Regions from separate parts of the Homo sapiens genome. Here region 1 is linked to region 2. A link is a contact called in ENCODE Hi-C or POLR2A ChIA-PET data. All regions are on one chromosome and are shown on one strand. Each heading gives the region's core, a stretch centred on a gene start or an enhancer-like site at or near the end of the contact. The rest is flanking DNA. Distances are from core to core; before and after follow the strand shown. Region 1 has its middle 54 kb from the start of MIR1287. Region 2 holds the start of HPSE2 (heparanase 2 (inactive)).

Region 1 (5,300 bases), core at 2,463-4,962, 900 kb after region 2:
ACTTTAACTTTGCAAGGGAAGGTAAGATGAAGCGGCATGACAGAGGGGAGCAGAGGCTTTTCATCTTCTTCCCTCCCACCTTCACCAGCTGGATCTGGACCCTGCAGAAGGTCATCTTTTCCAAGTAGCCTGGTCCCAGTAGCAGATTCAAGGCTCTGAGCTGTGGTAATTATTATTATTATTAGGGCCTGGGGCCAACTGAATGAGCATTCCCACCATGCACTCAATAGTTAGACCATATTGGTCTATAGTGAGCAGCATGAGTTGTCCTTAAAATGACATGTGGGGTGGAAGTAAAATGAAAACCAGGGAGTCAAAAGCAAAGTAAAAATGTAAACTAGGGATCCAAGCCAGCGAAGCTGTGATTGGTGGGGATGGCCTTTGATGTGTTCTTTTCTTTCCTTTTCTTTTTTTTTTTTTTTTTTTTTGAGATGGAGTCTTGCTCTGTCACCCAGGCTGGAGTACAGTGGTATGATCTCAGCTTACTGTATCCTCTGCCTCCCCATGTTCAAACAATTCTCCTACCTCAGCCTCCCAAGTAGCTGGGATTACAGGCATGCACCACCATGCCTGGCTACTTTTTATATTTTAAGTAGAGACAGGGTTTCACCATGTTGGCCAGGCTGGTCTCGAACTCCTGACTTTGGGTGATCCTCCCACCTCAGCCTCCCAAAGTGCTGGGATTATAGGTGTGAGCCACCACGCCCAGCCTGATGTGCTCTTTAATTAGCCCTGGATGACTTTCATTAGCCCTCTGAGCCTATTTCCTTGTCTGTGACATGACAGGGATGAACCAAGTGAACCCCAAGGTCCCATCAAGCTTGAAGACCCCAGGTTCCTGGGAATAAACCTTCAAGAGGAATGAGAAAGCAGAGGAAGACTTACAAAAAATTATTTAAGGATAGGAGATGTTTCCAAATGTTGCAAATTTGCCTTCTATTTGCATTTACATTTCCCAGTTTACAGTGTTTTCACAAATACTAGTTCCCTTGTTAAATCCCCACAGTGACTATGAGCCCCCTGGTCTTATAGAGATGGAGCTGATGTGGTTCTATGGAGTTAAGAGAGTTGTCCAAAGTGGCATCTAGCATGAACGAGGATGCAAACCCAGGATGACTGGCTTGGCCGCCCTTGGCCACCACCTTGACCTTGAACCCATCATATCATCCCTCTTTTCTCTCTACTCCGTCACCCGCTCCTCATCTCATGGGCTCTCAGCCTCTTACCTTGACTCCTGCCTGCAGCATATATTCATCCCTGTCTGTGAGGGACTGGAATTGTTCTCCTTTTACCCTCTATGGTCTCCCTTCTCCCACCACAATCTGTGCTCAGCTTTAGGTCGCCTTTGGTTGTTGACCCAGGTAATATTCAGCTCAGACCCTGAGACTTGGCCTGGTGCTGGCCGATATGACCAGTATCCATAAGAAAGGATTTCAACAATCGCCACACAGAAGAATTATGCACACAAAACAAGAGGGTCTTTCTGCCACATCTCTGAACAGGAAAATCAATTCAACAAATATTTATTGGCACTTACTCTGTGCAAGGCATAGTCTGTATATTAAAAAGAGAAATGGTATGGCCTTGAGGTGGTGGAGAAAATAAAAACATGGTTCAACCGATTTGTAAATGTCTGAGAGACTACAGGGAACAAGGTAGACTCCATAAAGTGCTTGTCCAATCAAACTAATATCTCTATTTATTCCACAATAAGAATAATGACAGCTGGAAAGATATGTCATCCCTTTGGACAGGTGTATGACTTCTCTTCCAGAAGCCAAACAATGAGCTGCATCCAGAGGCGTCACTGCGCCCGAGGGAGTGAGTGGAGGGACCAGAATGCAGGCGGGGGAGGCAGGCACGGGCAGGCACCCATGGGACTTGACTTACAAGTGAAGTGGCTTCCATAGTTGAAGCTGCAGGGGGAAGGTTAGCTGGGAATGCTTGTGCTGATGGTTCCTCCCTGGCAGGAAGGAGGTTCCTGGAGTCTCCTCCTTCCAACTCTAGTATCCAATTTGACTCCATATAGATCTTGTGTGTTCTTTTTTCTTGTAGAAGAACTGCTGTGCATACCTTCAGGGCACAGGAAACTACAAGATTAAGTTATGACTTGCAGGACTGTATTTGTCTGATGGAAATTGCAGGTGGCTGGCCAGGCGCGGTGGCTCACGCCTGTAATCCCAGTATCTTGGGAGGCCAAGGCGGGCATATCACGAGGTCAAGAGATGGAGACCATCTTGGCCAACATGGTGAAACCTCGTCTCTACTAAAAAATACAAAAATTAGTCGGGCGTGGTGGCGGGCACCTGTAATCCCAGCTTATTCAGGAGGCTGAGGCGAGAGAATCCCTTGAACTTGGGAGGCAGAGGTTACAGTGAGCCAAGATTATGCCACTGCATTCCAGCCTGGTGACAGAGTGAGACTCTGTCTCAAAAAAAAAAAAAAGAAAAAAAAGAAAAGAAATTGCAGGTGGCTACATGTTCTCACTTAAAAAAAAGAAATTGCAGATGGCTGCATGTTCTCACTTATAAGTGGGCTAAGGAATGTGTACACATGGACCTAGTAGAAAGACACTGGGGACTCAGAAGGGTGGGATGGTGGGAGGGGAATGAAGGATGAGAAATTACCTAATAGGTACAGTGTACACTATTCAGGTAATGGTTACACTACAAGCCCAGACTCCACCACCACTCAATATATCAACATCACGAAACTACACTTGTAGTCCCCGAATCTATAAAAATAACAATTAAAAAAAAAAGAAACTAGAGGTAGAAATGAAAGAAAGCTGTCAGGCTAAAAAAAGTATCTGCCAGGGCATCCCATGGAGTCACAGAACTGCAGGGACCCCAAGGGCAAGTGACCACTTTGCAGCAAAGGGCACCAGCCTCAGCTGGGACATCTGCCCTGGCCCTGGCACACTGCCTGTGCTGGCTCACCAGCCCACCTTCAGGCAGCTCTGCTTATCAGCACACTCTTTCTTAATACTCACTTTCATCACTTCCACTCGGTGATGGCAGCTTCTGCTCCTTAAGGCCATAATGAACAAGCATAATTCATAGACTTTTTAGTGTTGGGGACTCAAATGCAAGATTAAGAACTCCTAGAGTGCAGGGACCAAATTAAACGTTTGAGATTCTTTTAAAATTATGAAAGAAATACAAGCTGCTGGTATAAAATTCAAACCGCACAGAAGCAGGCATAGTAAAAACATTCTAGTCTCCCTTCGCCCCTGCCCCAGAGACACTCACTATTAACAGCTTCCAGACTTTTTATTATGCATTTATATTAATGCGAGCTGTGATTCAGTCCAATTTGCACTTTTAAAAAGCTCTCTCTGGTTCCAGGGTGGAGGACAGACTGGAAGAGCCAGGGGTAAGAACAGGAAGTCCACTTGGCCAAGGTGAAAAATAACAGTGACCCAGACAAGGTGGCAGCAAAGGAGATAGAGCTGAGGGGGGAGATCCGATGTCTTTGGGGGTGGTAGAACCAGCACACAATTGCTGAGTGACTCACTGGACCAGTGTTCACGGTGATCTTCCCTCCCTTCTCTGCACTGCTCTTTTGTCCAAGTTCTCCCTGGCAACAGTCAGAGAAGCAGAAGGTTTTAAAAATAGACCTGAGCTTCCCCTCACCTGCCACCAGAACGTGGTCTCAGAATAGCAGAGCAAAAGACAGAGCAGAGAGCTGCCCCCTACTAGAGGCAAAGGAGACATTTCCTTTCAAATCTCTATTTTTAAATTCTGAGCACTTACTAGAAAGTGACCCGCTAATGTACCTGGGTATTTATTTCTTGATGGTTCCCAACCCGTGGGTAGAATTTGGAGAGGCTGGGTATTTGGGAAAATAACTGACTTGTACCACGTTTGCAAATGCCCCAGATTTATCCCTGGGGTGTGAACCTATTTGCGGATTTCTTTTCTTTTTCCTCTTTCTTTTTTAGATTGCCTGAGCCATTCCTATACATAGCCAGAGAAGAGGCTGACTGCAAATAGCTGCTTAAAGAAACAGAGCAATTTGGAATAAGCAAAAATAGCTCTTTGTGGTAACTTGAGTGTCTCATTTTCAATATTGATTTCCGTGTCCTCTTGAGTGTGGTTTTCTGGAACTGCATGGGCAGGCAGGTGATGGTACCACCCTGTTTATTTCCGGATGCACACAACACGCAGTGGCCCTCTGGTCACGTGTGCTTAAATACTGAAATAAACCCAGGGAGCAGACTTATTTTCACATGTGGTTGTTAAAACTGTGGGTACCACACTCACCTTGGCCCACAGATGTCTTACAAGGTCTTTCAGGTGCACAGAGCAGCCCATAGCAGATCTTCTATGGAATGTGATTCCTACCATCAGGTGCTACCTCAACTCCCTTTTTTTTTTTTTTTTTTTTGAGAGAGGGTCTCACTCTGTTACCCAGGCTGGAGTGCAGTGGCACAATCTCAGCTTACTGCAACCTCTGCCTCCCTGGTTCAAGCAGTTCTCCTGCCTCAGCCTCCCAAGTAGCAGGGATTACAGGCACCCACCACCACGCCTGGCTAATTTTTGTATTTTTAGTAGAGACGGGGTTTCTCTGTGTTGGCCAGGCTGGTCTTGGACTCCTGACCTCAAGTGATCTGCCCACTTTGGCCTCCCAAAGTGCTGGGATTATAGGCATGAGCCACCACGCCCAGCCTGAACTCCCTTCCTTTTGCTTATGTGTTCACTGCCCAGGTGAGTTTTGGAAATTAGTGGCATTACTTCAAAACAGAGTTTCACAACCAGGCCACACTTCAGACCTTTGAAGCCCTGGGGATGAAGTCTAGGCACACGCAATGTGAAAAAGTTGCGTCCAAGAGTCTGGTGTGCACCCTGGTAAGTCCTGTGGCTTTTGAACCAGCTACACTTGCACATACTGGGACACAGGGAGCATCAGAGTGCTCAAAAGACAAGTGTTAGAACCCCCAGGCAGCTGCAATAATACACTAGAAACCCCAGCCGGGACTTTGGAGAAGCACCCCACTGGCCTGCATCTCTCATTTGGAAATACTTTATCCACCATGCGCAGAAAGAAAAAAAAAAAACAGAAACCAAGTTGAGATTCATCCAAAGATGGATGGATTTCAAAATAATCATGCTGAGTAAAAGAAGCCCGACAAAAAATGAATCATATGGTATGCTTCCATTTATAAAAAGTTTAGAAAATGCAAGCTAATCGATAGTGACAGAGAGCAGATCCGTGTTTGCTGGGGGACAAGGAGAAGGGAGGGATGGATTGCAAAAGGGCAAAGGAAACTTTTTGGGGTGATGGATCTGTTCATTATT
Region 2 (4,646 bases), core at 1,306-3,805:
TAGTTAGGCCAATAAACCATTATAGAGTAGTTAGGTCAGTAAGCAAAAATGGTGAAAATTCATAATTATGTGCATTCTCATTATACTCAAGTTCATTCTTGGTCACAAGAATAGGTATTTTTGAAAGGTATTAATTATAGACATCTAGTGGATATACGTATTCAAATTGTCTTCCATTGGTCCCAATTAACATGGCTTCTAAAAGTGCATTCACTTGTAAGCCAAGGGTATTTTAGGCCCTTGGAAAATCTGGCTCATTGTTAAAAATATATAATTTTAAAAATTCTTAGTATAGCAAATGAACTAATGGCTTTACACGTTAAGTATTTTTTGAAGGAGATGGCCAGGAAAATGTTAATAACTGGGAAAACAAATTATTGAACAGAGACCCAAAACATAATTTACTATGACAAATAAAAGTATTTATTTTTCACATTGTTCTGGAGAGGGGCATATTATTTCAGTGTGTTGAGCATGATTGGATTTACCATTAATTTACTTCACAGAATTTATTGAGTGCCTACTAAGTGCTCCAGTCTGGGAACACAAAGGCAAAAGTGTTTGCCCGCCAGGCTGTTGCCATCTCTAAGAGGTGCTCAATACATACTTAAAAATTACAAGAATTTCGACTGAAATTTATGTCACACCACACACCCATACACAGACACACACACACAGTTTAAAGGATCTAGATGTCTTAGAAATGTTCAGGAACTGAAGGAAACAGGCCTTAGGGCTGGAGCCAACATCCAATACTTCACTATGTAACAGCTTGATTTAAAAAAATCATCTTTAAATAATATGACTTGCATTTGCTTTCTCCCATATCCTCATCTTATGCAGTCCTATTTCTAGAAGGTCGTCATGGCGCTTCACAGATGAATGCAACATAATCTCGATTTCCTGGGTGCTTAGGTTGGTAGAGGCTTTTCAGGGAACTTCAGTTGAAGGTCATCTATTCCAGCTGTTTTCAGATTTGTTAATCCTGGTCTGGGTGGAGGTAAGAGGATACAGGTTGCTATTACAGCGTTTGCTGGGCTTTAAGACTAACCCTTGTCCATCCACTTCTGGGGAAAACCCTTGCTCTGCATTTTAGGGTTTTGCTTGTTTGATACCAAGGAGGGCCCTGGACGCTTCTGCGTTTCTGACTGCCCGCACTACATAAAGTAGTTCCCTTCATCTGCCAAGTAGAAGTCCCATTTTGTCTCAGAAAGAAGCCGAAAGTGGGGCCCAGCAATGTGACTGCAGCAAACTGTGCCTGATCCCTTTCCCGCGCTTCAGGATAGGACCTAGAGTTCAATTTGCAAGCTGTTGTGGGGTGGAAGCTCAATGAGCAGCGGCGGGTCGTGCATCACAGCGGCTTCCGGCTGTTATTCCCCATCCAGGGCTATGTGACTCTGGTTTTGACTGGGGGCCGAGATGGAAACCCGAAAGTGTCACTATGGTCCCATCTGGCACTGTAAAGGCGCACTTCCCTGCAGGAGGGCTAAGTATAGGATTGACCTCCAGGAGGGTCTGGAGGGGGGACTCTACCTGTGCAGCAGAATAGAGTGGCCAAGAAGTGGCACAGTTGGACGCAGAGCCGCCCTGACTATCCAAGCACAGCTCAGGTAGCTTCGACTTGGCCAAAGCCAGCATGTATTGACGCTCCCAAGACGCTTATTCCTCGGTTGCGGGAAGAGCAGAGCAGAGCGAGGGCGCATGTCCCTTTTGGCCCTCGGATCGGAAAAGCTGCTTGACCAGGTCACTATGTTTTTCCTTCTTGCTACTCTTTGCCCTATGGAGGTCAGAGGATGCTTCGGTGTGGCTATCCAACGCGTCACAGAGATCAGGGCTCCTCTTCGGGGAATGTCCTTCAGGGCTCTATGCTTTGACAGGAATCACCGCCTCAAGACCCCTCTGCAACTTAACCGCCCTTGGTATTGCTGCTTCAACCAGAAAAGGGCCCTGAGCGGACGAAGTGCCTGACGCTGTCAGGAGAAACAAGCGTGCTGTCGGTGGGAACTCTATCCCAGCGCGTCCCGGGTTGGCGCTGGGGCTTTCGGGTCGGAGTCGGAGCTTGAACCGCCCTCCAGAGCCTCTCAGGGAAGGACGTAAAAACGAGACCCTTTGCTCTGTACCCAGACGGTACAACGGCATGGTTTGGATTCCTCCCTCTGCTTCCTGACCCTAGAGGGTTAAATTAGGAGGGTACAACGCCACCCTTTTCTCCTCCTTCCCGCCTGCTCCCCTCCCCTTACCTTTAAAAAGTTAAAAAATGTCTGCAGTAGAAATCTCTTAAAGGGGCGGTGCCGGTGTACGAGTTCTCTTGGCAAGAGTCACGGGGAAGGCTGGCTAGGGGCGTGAGTTCGCTCCACCAGCACCAAAACACTGAAAAAAAAAATTAAAAAAAATTAAAAAAAAAAAAGAAAAAAACAAAACGAGCGAGCGAGCGAGCGAGAGAGAGAGAGAGCGGGAGAGAGAGAGAGTGTGTGTGTGTTGGGGGGGTGGTGGGAGGAAGGGAAAAAAAGGGGGGAAAAAGGCGGACAGACACACACTTTAGATAAGGACAATTAGTCACTAGCGAGACCCAGTAGGAAGAGAGGTTTAAATCAGAGGGATTGAATGAGGGTGCTTTGTGCCTTCCCTGAAGCCATGCCCTCCAGCAACTCCCGCCCCCCCGCGTGCCTAGCCCCGGGGGCTCTCTACTTGGCTCTGTTGCTCCATCTCTCCCTTTCCTCCCAGGCTGGAGACAGGAGACCCTTGCCTGTAGACAGAGCTGCAGGTTTGAAGGAAAAGACCCTGATTCTACTTGATGTGAGCACCAAGAACCCAGTCAGGACAGTCAATGAGAACTTCCTCTCTCTGCAGCTGGATCCGTCCATCATTCATGATGGCTGGCTCGATTTCCTAAGGTAAGGCAGGGGTTTCGATGGATCATTTAAAATTTTTTAGTAACACCCCCTCAAGCCCTTCCTATCCCCCATTCCAAAGGGGAAAGAAGAAAATAAGCCAAGCAGATCTCTCAAAGAGAAGAAAAGAGGTTTTCCTTCTCCTGGATTGTGTGCTGTGAGGCTGTAACTAGTGATTGAGAAAAGCAATGTTTTCTATTAAGATGCACATGTTTGCAATGCAGAAGGCATTTCAGAAACTTATCAGTTATGACTGAAAAAATGTTGTGCTTACATATATCCACAATTAGCCTTCCCGTCTACTTCTGAAAAAGAAACAAGAGGTTCAGAGCAGTTACAAAAGCGAAGAAAAGGTCTCAAACAACAAAGAGCTGAAAGGAATGGGTATGTGTGTGTGTGTGTGTGTGTGTGTGTATGTGAGACAGGAGAGTGTGTGTGTGTGAGTGTTCAAGCGGGATTGCACGAAACTGGAATTTTCCACGGAAAGATCGTTTCGTCAGTTCTCTCCCACTCTCAGAAAACGAATTTAAGCAGAGGCTTGAGTGGTGGGCAAGTTGGATCGGAGTTAAAATTTTTTATTTTATATCCTCCGCTGTCATTTCCAGACTTCAGGACTTTGTAAGGCGCTTTTTATAGACGGAATGCCCCCCTCCCCCCGCCAGTTCCTCCTCCTTAAATCTCCTGCGGTAACTGCACAGTTTAGCTTTTCTTTAAAGGAAAAAAAAAATCCTCGCTGGGGTCACAGCGTTATAAGGGAAGCGGTAAGAGTCCTAGAAATACTCCAGGGAGGCTTCGGAGATCTGAACTCCGCACCAGCAGATTAGCAAACCCGGAGGTTTGTGATCCCCTTTGCTCTAGGGCTTGTAATCTAATTGGGCTCACACTCTTCCCGGGTTGTTGCAGTTTGGCAGTTAGGCAACTGCGATCCCTTCCCATCAGGGACAGAGTTGCAGTGTAAAATAAGAAATAAATCCTCTGCAATGTCGAATCCAAGTGTTGAGTTTTTAAAAATTCCCTACAAGTTGGAGCCTCAGCTGTGGGTTCCCCTCGAAGAGCCCTCAGCGCTCTCAGTCCCACTTTGCCCCGAGGCCAGGTCCGTTGTGCGTCCTTCGTATTTTTCACTCCTTGCGAAATTCGAGTTTTGCTTCTTGAGGTGCGCCCGCCTCTCAGCTCTTGGGGTTGTCCCCCTGGCCCGGGTCGGGTCTGCGGACGCGGCAGGTAGCGGGAGGCGCCACGTGGAGCGCTCCTTCCACGTGGAGGAAAGGTAGCCGGAGGACTGAGAGGCTGTAGCTGCCCTTGCCGAGGCCGTTTCGGTTCCTGTTGGTGCGGTTGCCGCGAGGGCGGAACAGCCAGCTCCGCGCGGCCCAGCTTCCTCTTCGAAAGCTCTTTCGTGCAGCAGAGCGCGTCTATGAGCTCGTCCGAATGTAGGGTGCAACGGAGTTTTCCGCAACGCTTGTCCCACTTTCATTGAACTCCTTCAGCTGCGCAGACCCCCTTTCCCCCACCAGCTTTCTTTCTTTTTTTAAAAAATCTGCCTGTTCGCCTAATGCTTTCCTGCCTCAGAAAAGAGTCTGGAAGGCAGATTTTCGGGGAAGAAGTCCTGGCGGGGCGCATTCGCATTGGCTGTGCAGGCTTCTGGATGAAAGGTTGTTGGAACTGCCCTTTCCCCAGGACCGGATTCGCGCGGACGTCTCCTTTGCCACAGTAGGCCCACGCGACGCCCTGACTGTGCCTGTCCTGGAGTGCGGTCCCGGA

The links. A loop is a pair of places that touch in the nucleus more often than their neighbours do. ChIA-PET counts read pairs that join two places held with the same protein, here RNA polymerase II (POLR2A). Pooled maps may share reads with other maps.
Region 1: a map with no recorded cell type shows a loop between it and region 2 (7-fold over the local background). The contact joins the enhancer-like site here to the promoter of HPSE2 in region 2. A Hi-C loop is called at or near these places in 2 of 37 single-sample maps with no recorded cell type and 1 of 50 pooled maps. POLR2A ChIA-PET finds 5 or more read pairs at or near these places in 1 of 52 experiments (BJ).

The regions. Positions count from the first base shown.
Region 1 is chr10:98,338,788-98,344,087 of GRCh38, reverse strand. No RefSeq gene overlaps it. Among named protein-coding and RNA genes, the nearest start is that of MIR1287, 54 kb to the left of the region's middle. RefSeq lists an enhancer at 3,385-3,514. Within about 2 kb of position 3,712, at least 7 of the 41 ENCODE cell types and tissues checked have a DNase peak (open chromatin) inside an H3K27ac peak, as active enhancers do.
Region 2 is chr10:99,233,761-99,238,406 of GRCh38, reverse strand. It overlaps HPSE2 (heparanase 2 (inactive)), which reads left to right and starts at 2,555. Exons shown (of 12, transcript NM_021828.5): 1 at 2,555-2,894. The coding sequence starts at 2,605. RefSeq lists enhancers at 977-1,477, 1,478-1,978 and a silencer at 4,126-4,245.